2 separate regions of the Homo sapiens genome follow, and region 2 is linked to region 1. Evidence: chromatin loops called from intact Hi-C (ENCODE). Cell type or tissue: A673. All regions are shown on one strand. Links, peaks and the distances in the headings refer to the core of each region. The heading gives the core; the rest is flanking DNA.

What was found. A loop is a pair of places that touch in the nucleus more often than their neighbours do. Peaks named below come from ENCODE experiments on the same cell type or tissue, not always from the same donor. Only the 100,000 strongest peaks of a DNase experiment are listed, where the experiment ranks them.
Region 2: it touches region 1 in a loop (2.2-fold over the local background); 1 of 110 quality-filtered maps calls a loop at or near these places.

The regions. Positions count from the first base shown.
Region 1 is chr6:9,129,808-9,134,443 of GRCh38, forward strand. All of the region lies in intron 1 of LOC107986562 (a long non-coding RNA gene), which reads right to left. Among named protein-coding and RNA genes, the nearest start is that of HULC, 480 kb to the left of the region's middle. In A673, for the core only: no CTCF peak of the experiment used is centred there; a DNase peak (open chromatin) is centred at 1,944; H3K4me3 peaks cover 545 bases; H3K27ac peaks cover 1,539 bases.
Region 2 is chr6:9,203,596-9,208,231 of GRCh38, forward strand. No RefSeq gene overlaps it. Among named protein-coding and RNA genes, the nearest start is that of HULC, 550 kb to the left of the region's middle. In A673, for the core only: no CTCF peak of the experiment used is centred there; DNase peaks (open chromatin) are centred at 766 and 2,246; H3K27ac peaks cover 2,598 bases.

The DNA.
Region 1 (4,636 bases), core at 392-4,391:
GTTGATAAACAACATTACTGTGTACCTATGTCTATGCATAGAAGGAACAAAGATGTTAAATGTTAACTATTCTAACATGATTCTCAAGAATAATAATAGAATTATATTTAAGAATGCTGAATAATATTATTAAATAATACTTAAATATGCTTATATATGCATGTGTACATTTAGATGTGTAGTTTATCTACATATCTATCTACATATATAAATATACATATGCATATGCATATATAAACATAGATAAGTCTTACTTACTAAAGTGTTACTAAAAATGTCAGAGGCTATAATGAGAAGACCAAAAAGTGAATTCAATCCTATTAAGTATATATTAAAGTAGATTTTGAATTTGGTGGTAAATTGGTCACAGGCCCTTGAAACATATGTACACGATATGTTTCTCACAGGCCCTTGAACCTCCTGTTCAGCATAAATTCTACAGCATATATGTACACTGTATGTTTCAAGGCCCTGTGACCAAACATATGTACACTATATGTTTCTACTTTCTCTACACTACAGAGAGGCTGTGTGTGTGCGTGTGTGTGTGTGTGTGTGTATATATAATGTATATACAGCCTCTCTACACTATAGATTAGAAAATGCAAATTTTGTGGCCAGGTGCAGTGGCTCATGCCTACAATTCCAGCACTTTGGGAGGCCGAGGTGGGCAGATCACAAGGTCAAGAGTTCGAGACCAGCCTGACCAACATGGTGAAACCCTGTCTCTACTCAAAAATACAAAAATTAGCTGGGCTTGGTGGTGCACGCCTGTAGTCCCAGCTACTCAGGAGGCTAAGGCAGGTGAATTGCTTGAACCCGGGAGGCGGAGGTTACAGTGAGTGGAGATTGCACCACAGCACACCAGCCTGGAGACAGAGCGAGACTCCATCTAAAAAAAAAAAAAAGTTGTAGCATAATTGTAAATATTTTGTCCTGTATATAAGATTACATCTGACAGGTTGCTATTTTTACCCTAATCAAATAAAAATAATTTCTTTCATTGGTCTATAATAATGGCATCCTCTTTTTTTTTTCTGAATAGAGAATCAAGTAGAACTTCTATTATTTCCAAGAAATTGTGGACAAACCTTGTCATTTTGCATCTACCATTCCCATGTTGCTTGTCAAATGAGGATCCTGAACACAGTTTCTAGGATGATGAGGACGTTGTAGTTCTCCTATTATTCTGCTGATGGAATTAGTGTTCAGGGTGGTGCATTCTGGGATGACTGCATCTGTCCTATGCTATGAATAGTGCTAGCCTAGTACTGAAGGTAGGTCAATGTATCATGCACTTGAGGTATTTGCCTGTTCATTTTTAGTGTTGAATTTAGCATAATGCACAGCATTGGAGAAGACAGAAGAAGAAGAAAACCATTTAGATTTGCTCAGATACCAAAATTATGGCAAAGTGTATGGCTTTTAGGGATGTGTTTATTCCTGTCCAAGCCTATCAACATTGTTTCTCAAGACTATGAATTTACAGTCATGGAGAAGGTCTTCCCATTGGCTTCCTCTTGATGCCTTCTAAGTACTTAAACACATAACAATAAACAATAAGAATAGCAGAAATGTGCACATAACTCGTGCCAACTCTGCTGGCATAAATCCGACACTTTTATTTGGGCCACAACAGGACACGAAAGGGTGAGATATTATACTGACATGGGGTGTAGAATTTCTTCTCTGACTTCTCACTCCAGTGTGCTTCCAGGAATTAGTGTTAATTACTACCAAGAAAGCTGTGATAGATAATTCTGATCACTTCTTATTTTAGTTATATATGAATAATTCAGGAAAAGCCAACCTCTCCACCCTATCAAAAACACTCCCCACTTTCAAACTTTCTCTGAGAACTGTGCATAGCTAGTAAATCAATTTGATGATTATTCTATTCCAAAGAGCATGCAATGATTTACATTTATATGCCACAAATTTCCTTCCTGTTGCCCCAGCAAGAGCTAGAGCATGATTGATAATGATGCGAAAGTGCTGGCACAGACGTTCCGCGGCCTCAGCATGCTTGCGTTGCCCAGTGTGACAAGCTCCTCCTTGTATGCACAATGCTCTCATGCAGGTAGCATGTGACGCAAGGCCGAGAGTGCCAGCAGATTCTTGATTGTTTTAGTACGGGACAAGTACTGACCCCTATGACAATAAATGTGTTTGGCATTTATCTTCTTAGCAGGTCAATACTGAATGTCATCCTTAGGGGAGGGGTGCTGTTTAGCTTCTTGTAATTAGTTTAGTTGCCTCTGTTGAATCCCTAATGGACTCCTGTATCATAAAAAACATTCTTTTCTGGAATGGTTGTCAGTTTCATTGTGTCTGCTCCCTCCTTCCAAGCCTCCCCTCCCCACTTTATTCTCTTCCTGGGAAAAAGAAAAAATAAATAAACACAAGTTTGAAAGATTAAAGTGATACCAAAGACAAAAATGTATCCCTCTTTATTCTACTAATTTACAAATTCTATAATCAGAATTAAAGGAAAGATACATCTTGAATTTTGTTAGACTTACAACGTTCATATCATTATGAAATTATTTCTTTTGAAAACTTTAAATAACACTCAGTTTTTGGGTATTATGCCTTTCTCAGAAAATAATCTCTGGAGATCCTACTGTTCTGCTGTCAAGGTGAAAGTGGTCACTACAACTCATGTTGCTTCCCAGGATGATATGATTGTTATTATTTCTTATTAACTGAACAAGATGACAATCACAGATAGGCAGTTTTTTACCCCTTAGTGTTTTAGCTCTTTTAACTTCCCATGGACAATACAATCAAATCTATAAAAAGTATCCATACCAAAAATATAGGGCAATCTAGGTTGGAAATGTATTTCATTCAGCGAAGTGAAATTTAATATTGTAGGATTTAAGTTTTGGTTAGATATCAGATACTCTTAATGAAGATATTTAAAACTATGGCAAAGTGTTTCTCAAATTTTAGCTTAGCTAAAGATCAGTCAGGATGCTTGTTAAAAACACACTTACAGGCATCATCGTAGAGATTTTGATTCAGTAGGTATGGCAAAAAAAAAAAAAAAAATCAGCATTTCAAAAGTGCCCCCACATAATTACAGTAAGGTAGTTTCTGGAATCATCTGGAAAAACAGCTGTGGGTTTTTTAAAGTAGTGTTTTTTTTTTTTCTTTATGCTAATAAAATATAGGTTGACTCTCATCTGCAGATTGTAGTCAATTTTTCTGAGATTATGAGTCCCATTAAATTTTCAAATGGGATCACGCAAAGAATACACTGTCCTGCATTCCATCATAGCCCCATTCAGTATTTTTAATTGCAATATTTCTTATAAAAGTGACTTTTGGAGTATTTTTGTTTGTCTTCTTTTTTAGTAAACATAATTTCCTTGGGTTTAATATCTGCATTTTATTTTAATAAGTAAATATTTTTGGAGTTTGAGTGCAAATCTAAGAAATTAGAAATAATATACTTCTATGTTTCGCTTTATCTGGGGATCCATAAGTGGGTTTCAAGGACAAAATATGTGTGCAACTATCTGTTAGGTTTTTCAAGCATTCATTTATTTACTGGAGCTTCCATGACTCCCAAAGAGGTCCATGTCTCAAGAAACATTAAAATTTAATATAGGAAAATTAGAAGGAGAGTCATAGAAATGCAAAACCCCATTTACCAACAAGTTGTTAAAGAAATGACTGGCCATCTTTTTGTTGGTAATGTGTCACCTTTAAAGGGGATTAATAGGGCCTAACAGGAAAGCATCATTTCTTTGTTCTCTTCTCAGCCTGGTGAGATAGGGTTTTACAAAGTGGTTGCTTAGTAACTTGCCCAGTATGACTATTTTTCCTCTCCCCATATGCAGACATAGTTAATTGCGAGATTTTGAATTATTACAGTAATTTTCTATTTCAGTGACCTTATTGATAGAAGAGAGAATTACAGAATTTCTGAAGTCAAATTTTTTGATCTAGGGCAGCATATGGTAATGACACTGTATTCTGGATATATGTAAACTACTCATTAGAAATGAAAACAAAAGTCTCAGAAAAGAAGTGTTGACTTGATCAAAGTCCCTAAGATAGTAAATAATTGAGTCTAGGAGGCTTAAAACCAGATGTATCTTATGCCAAAGCCCATGGCATGCTTTCCCATCCCAACTCGATCCTATCTCAGTTTTGTTTGGCTCTAATCATCATTAATATATTTCCTTGGTAACCAAGAGTTAAAATGACATGGACAGTCTCCCTTACGTTTCCCATTAGTTCAAATTATTAAATGATGCTTAGAACTAAATTGAGTATAAGGGTTTCCTTATTATTCTTCAACTTCCTGATTCATGAAACTGCAGAAAAAATAAGAATGTTTTAGGTGTTCTACTTTTAGAAGAATGAAAAGAAACAGTGACCCAACAGTTGAATACTACTGTGACCATAAATTGCCTTTATGCCAGATTTTCATCTGTATCAGGAAAATATTACCCATAATCTCATTTGACAAGATAATCTCTGAGCTACCTCCATACCAAAATCATTTGTATTGTCTTTTGATCTTTTGATCTTTACCCCATTGCCTTTTAATGTGCATTCTATGTTAAATGATTTTACATAAATGATTATAATTTCTTGACATAGGGATTTTTTCTGCTTTCAG
Region 2 (4,636 bases), core at 176-4,175, 74 kb after region 1:
TGCTTTTGTAAAATTTTATTCTGAATCTTATTTACTGCAAAAACCATAATTGTAATTCAAATCTTAAAAACTAATGTATTCTCCAGCTTTTGGTCTGGGCTGAATCAGTGTCAAAGCTAATGTATATCTTTGTACTGAATATTTTAACTCGGACATTAGTTGGGGGCCACCGTCTTCATTTAAAGCCTGAGATATTTCAGCTCAATATATTGGCTTTCTATTTTCCTGAAGGGAGGGAAAGAAAGAGGGGGAGGAGGAGAAAGAGAAAAATCAGGAAAAGAAAGAGTAAGAGGGAGGACAGGAAGAAAGAAAGAAGAAAGGAGGGAAGAAGGGAGGGAAAGGAAGGAAGAAAGGAGGAAAAATGATAGAAGAGGGAGGTATAAAAATGGTCTTTCTACTCAGAGCTGAAAACCCCTGGGTTTAGGTTCTTTTTAACATAAAAAGATTATATTTATTTGCTAACATTTTTGGTGGTGGCAATTGGAGAGGATGGCAACAGTATTCTTTGACTGTTGATTTATTTTTGTTTTACCAAATAAAATAATAAAACAGTCATCTCAGATACTTTGCTCGAAAGTTTTGTATTTTCTTTTTTTAAATATCATGCATTCCTAATGTAGATGAAAATTGGGTAAAATGCAGCAGTTTGATTTTTTAAAAATAAAAATTTGCCCTGTAATATTTAATGTCCTACTATTAGTTAAGTAGACATTCTTTAATCTTTCTTGAGCTCCCTGGTACTGGGATCCAATATCTGGCATTGAGCCTGATGCAGGTGGTGACTCATTACATTCTGTTTGGATTAAATCATTCACTTCAAGCTTTTCTTCTGACCGTAAATTCATACATATTTTTTTCCTGGGTAGAAATCAAAGAAAGTGTTTGACTCTTTAATTATGAAGACAATTTTTAGAACCACATCTAAATCTTTTCCCATGGGTATTTTCTGACAGAATAACTATTTTTATCCAGAGCTTTTCTTTACAATGTTATTTACCCACATTGTAGTTTTATATGGAATTATGTTCAGGCTTATCAAAAAATTTTGGCTACGGAGTTATCTCCCCACATTTAAGTCATAAATACTTATTGCCTCTTCCAGAAATTCTCCAAATATGAGTAGATTGGAGTTTTATCCTGAAGGTGCTCTAGTTCCACTGACCCAGCTCCATTGGTGCAAGCCATAAAGACTGGCTACTATAAGCCTGATTATAAAATAAATCTCAATAAATTTAATGGAATCAAAAGCATGCAAGATATATTCTTCAACCCAATGAAATTAAATTGGAAATCAACAAACTGATAAAAGCTGGACAAATCCACAAATATTTGAAAATTAAGCAACACACTTCTAAATAACCCATGGGTCAACAAGACCACAAGGAAATTTAGAATAAGGTTTTAACTGAATAAAAGCAAAAACAAAACATATTAAAATTTACAAGATGAAGCCAAAGTAGTACTTAGAGGAAAATGTATAGCATTAAACACCCACATTAGAAGAACAAACTTTCGCCTTAGGAAAACAGATAAAGAATAGCAAACTAAAAGCATGCAGAATGAAGAAAATAATAAACACTAGATCAAAAACCAATGAGATAAAAAGCAGAAAAACAGCAGAGAAAATTAATTCAATCAAAAGTTGGTTCTTTGATAAGATCATTAAAATTGACAACACTTTGCTAGAATCAACAAAGTAAAACAGAGAACAGACAAATTACCAAAAATCAGGAATGAAAGAGAGGACATTCCTATTGACCTTAAAGAAATGTTAAAGATCATAAGGGATTAGTAAGAACAAGTTGATGCCAACAAGCTAGACAAATCAGAAGAAACTTTAAAATTCCTAGAAAGACAAAGTACCAAAATTGACTCAAGAAAAAATAAGCAACCTTAACTGATATATTACAAATGAAATATAGAATTAGTAATGAAAATGTCTTCCTACAGAGAAAAACTCAAGCCCAATTTCCTCGGTAAATTCTATGAATCATTTAAAGAAAAAAATGACAATTCATTACAAACTCTTTCAGAAAAATAGAAGAGGAGAGAACACTTGCCAAAGCTTATACTATAAGGATAGTATTATTCTGATATTACAGCCAAACAAATGCACTATAAATTATGGACAAATATCTTTCATGTAGATAGATATAGATACAAAATTTCTCAACAACAAAATGTTAGCAAACAGAATCCAGCAGTATATGGAAGGGATTATAAACCATGACCAAGTTAGATTCATACCGGAAATACAGGATTTGGTTTCACATTGAAACACTAATTAATGTCATATGCCCAATTGATGGGATAAAGCTGAAAAAATTTACATGAAAATTTCAATAAACACAGAAAGATAAACCCAGCACCCACTCATAACAAAAATTTTCACAGATAAGGAATAGAAGAGATTATTGCCAATCTTATAAAGGACACCTACAAAAAACCTACAGCTAACATCAGACATAGCTGTCTGATGTTAATGAATGAAAAGAGTTGAATACCTAAGATAAATCGAACCAAAGAAGTGCAAGAGAATACAACATTGACAAGAGAAATTAAAGATCTAATTAAAGGAGATCCACTCATGTTCATGAAATGAAAGATTAAATACTGTTAAGATGTTAATTCTTCTGGACATGATCTTTAGCCTCTCTGCAATCCTTAATATCCTAACGGGCTTTTCTGTAGAAATTGACAAATTGACCCTAACATTTGCGTGGAAATGCAAAGGACCCAGAAAAGCAAAAACAGTTCTGAAAAGGAACAGAGTTGGAGGATTCATACTTTCCCACTACAAAACATAAAGAAACATAAAGTATAGACCACAGTAATCAAGCCAATATGATATTGGCATAATGATAGACATGTAGTTAAACAGAGCAGAACTGGGAATCTGTAAATCATTATATTTATGATCTGTTAATTTTTCAACACAAGTTGCAAAGCAGTCAATAGGGTATAGGACAATCTTTTCAACAAATGGTGCTGGTATTGGATATCCACTTATAAAAATATATTGTCTAAAAATATCTACCAGAAATTGTATAATCACTATAATCAAAATGTTTTACTACATATACTGCACATAATTTTTAACTAAAATGAGATAAAAGTAATTTTATCTTATAATATAGCTGTAAAAACATCTTAAGCAACTTAAGTGTTTCAAATATGTAACTTACAAATTCTAAAGTTTTACATTTATTTCTGTTACAAAGGATAAATGAACAGTTATTTATAAAGTTGAATATATAGTTGCATGAAGGAATTGATTAACTTATGTCATCCTGATTAAAGATTTAAATGTATTTACATGAAATAACATTCAACCTAGTCAGAGCATTTTGAAAATAGATATATTGTTAAACTAAGTAGTTGAGTATTTAGTTCTGGCTTTTATTCTTGTTATTGAACTGGCAAGCTCAGTTGCATGTAATTTATAAAATTTGCATGGTGAATGTTAGACAACATGATGCCCAGAATTTTAGATTAAACCAGGTGTATTATTATTTAATATAGGTTGAATTATATTATGAGCATTTTTCTATTACATGAGCTATTACACAATATTATACACTTAAAAGTAAAAACTCAATTTAGAGGCAATATAGCCATTAACAAAGAAAATAAGGCAAATATTCTTTTTTTAATAATCCTCAGATAAAAGAGAATTTAACATGTGTAATCTTCAGGGAGTATAAACCCAGGGTTTTGGGTAAACTCATACTTGTAGGTTCTTGGTGTCTTCTATCTATGTGCTGTATAGGAATGAAAAAGACAAGTACTCCTGAGTTAAGCTGGGAACTACTGGGCATTAAATGCATGAATGAACAGAAAAAGTTACTCATTATTCAAGACATCCATTTTTGCTAACAAAAATTAAAAGAAAGTCTCTAATTATATTCACACTGCCTCTTCACAGCCTGATACTAATAAAGGATGGAGTATATTTCAACCAAAATAGCGGTTTGGCATATGTTGAGAAGACTTAGAGAAATTGGGAGTTAAAGTGATATTTTCAACTCTAAAACATCCCCTTGGCACTACAAAAATCTTCTATTTTTGACCCAGGAAATGGGACTGGGATATGGCCATGGCCAACTGGCCTTAAGGACATTATTAAAGAAAATCCACATTCAAGAAAAAGATGAGATAAGTAACTACAAAAGGCAGAGTTATTTTCATTCATAATTAGCCCTTCAATGCCATTTCTTACAAGCTGATACTGGGCCTAATCCCTGCAATTCCTGCTTTACCAGCAAGTCCTGGTAGAACCTTCTGAGAATTTTCATATTCCAGGGTTCTTCTTGAAATATTCCACCACTAGCCTGAAGGCAAGTGTAAGCTGCATGAAGAAGTGTCCCAAATGCCCACGCCCCCTATTCCTGCTACGCTGCCTTCTCTCTCTCAGACCTCACTTACGGCCTCATGAAGAGTTCCCTACAATCGACTGACTAAGGAAGAAAGAACTCAGGCCTGGTTCCAGATGGTTCTGCATGATCTGAAGGCACCCTCTAGAAACTTGGTCATCTATAGCACATCAGCCTCTTCCTGAGATATTCTTAAGGACAGCGGTGCAGAAACGTCCTGCCACAGGGCAGAAATTTAAGCAGTGCACCTGGCCATTTGTCTC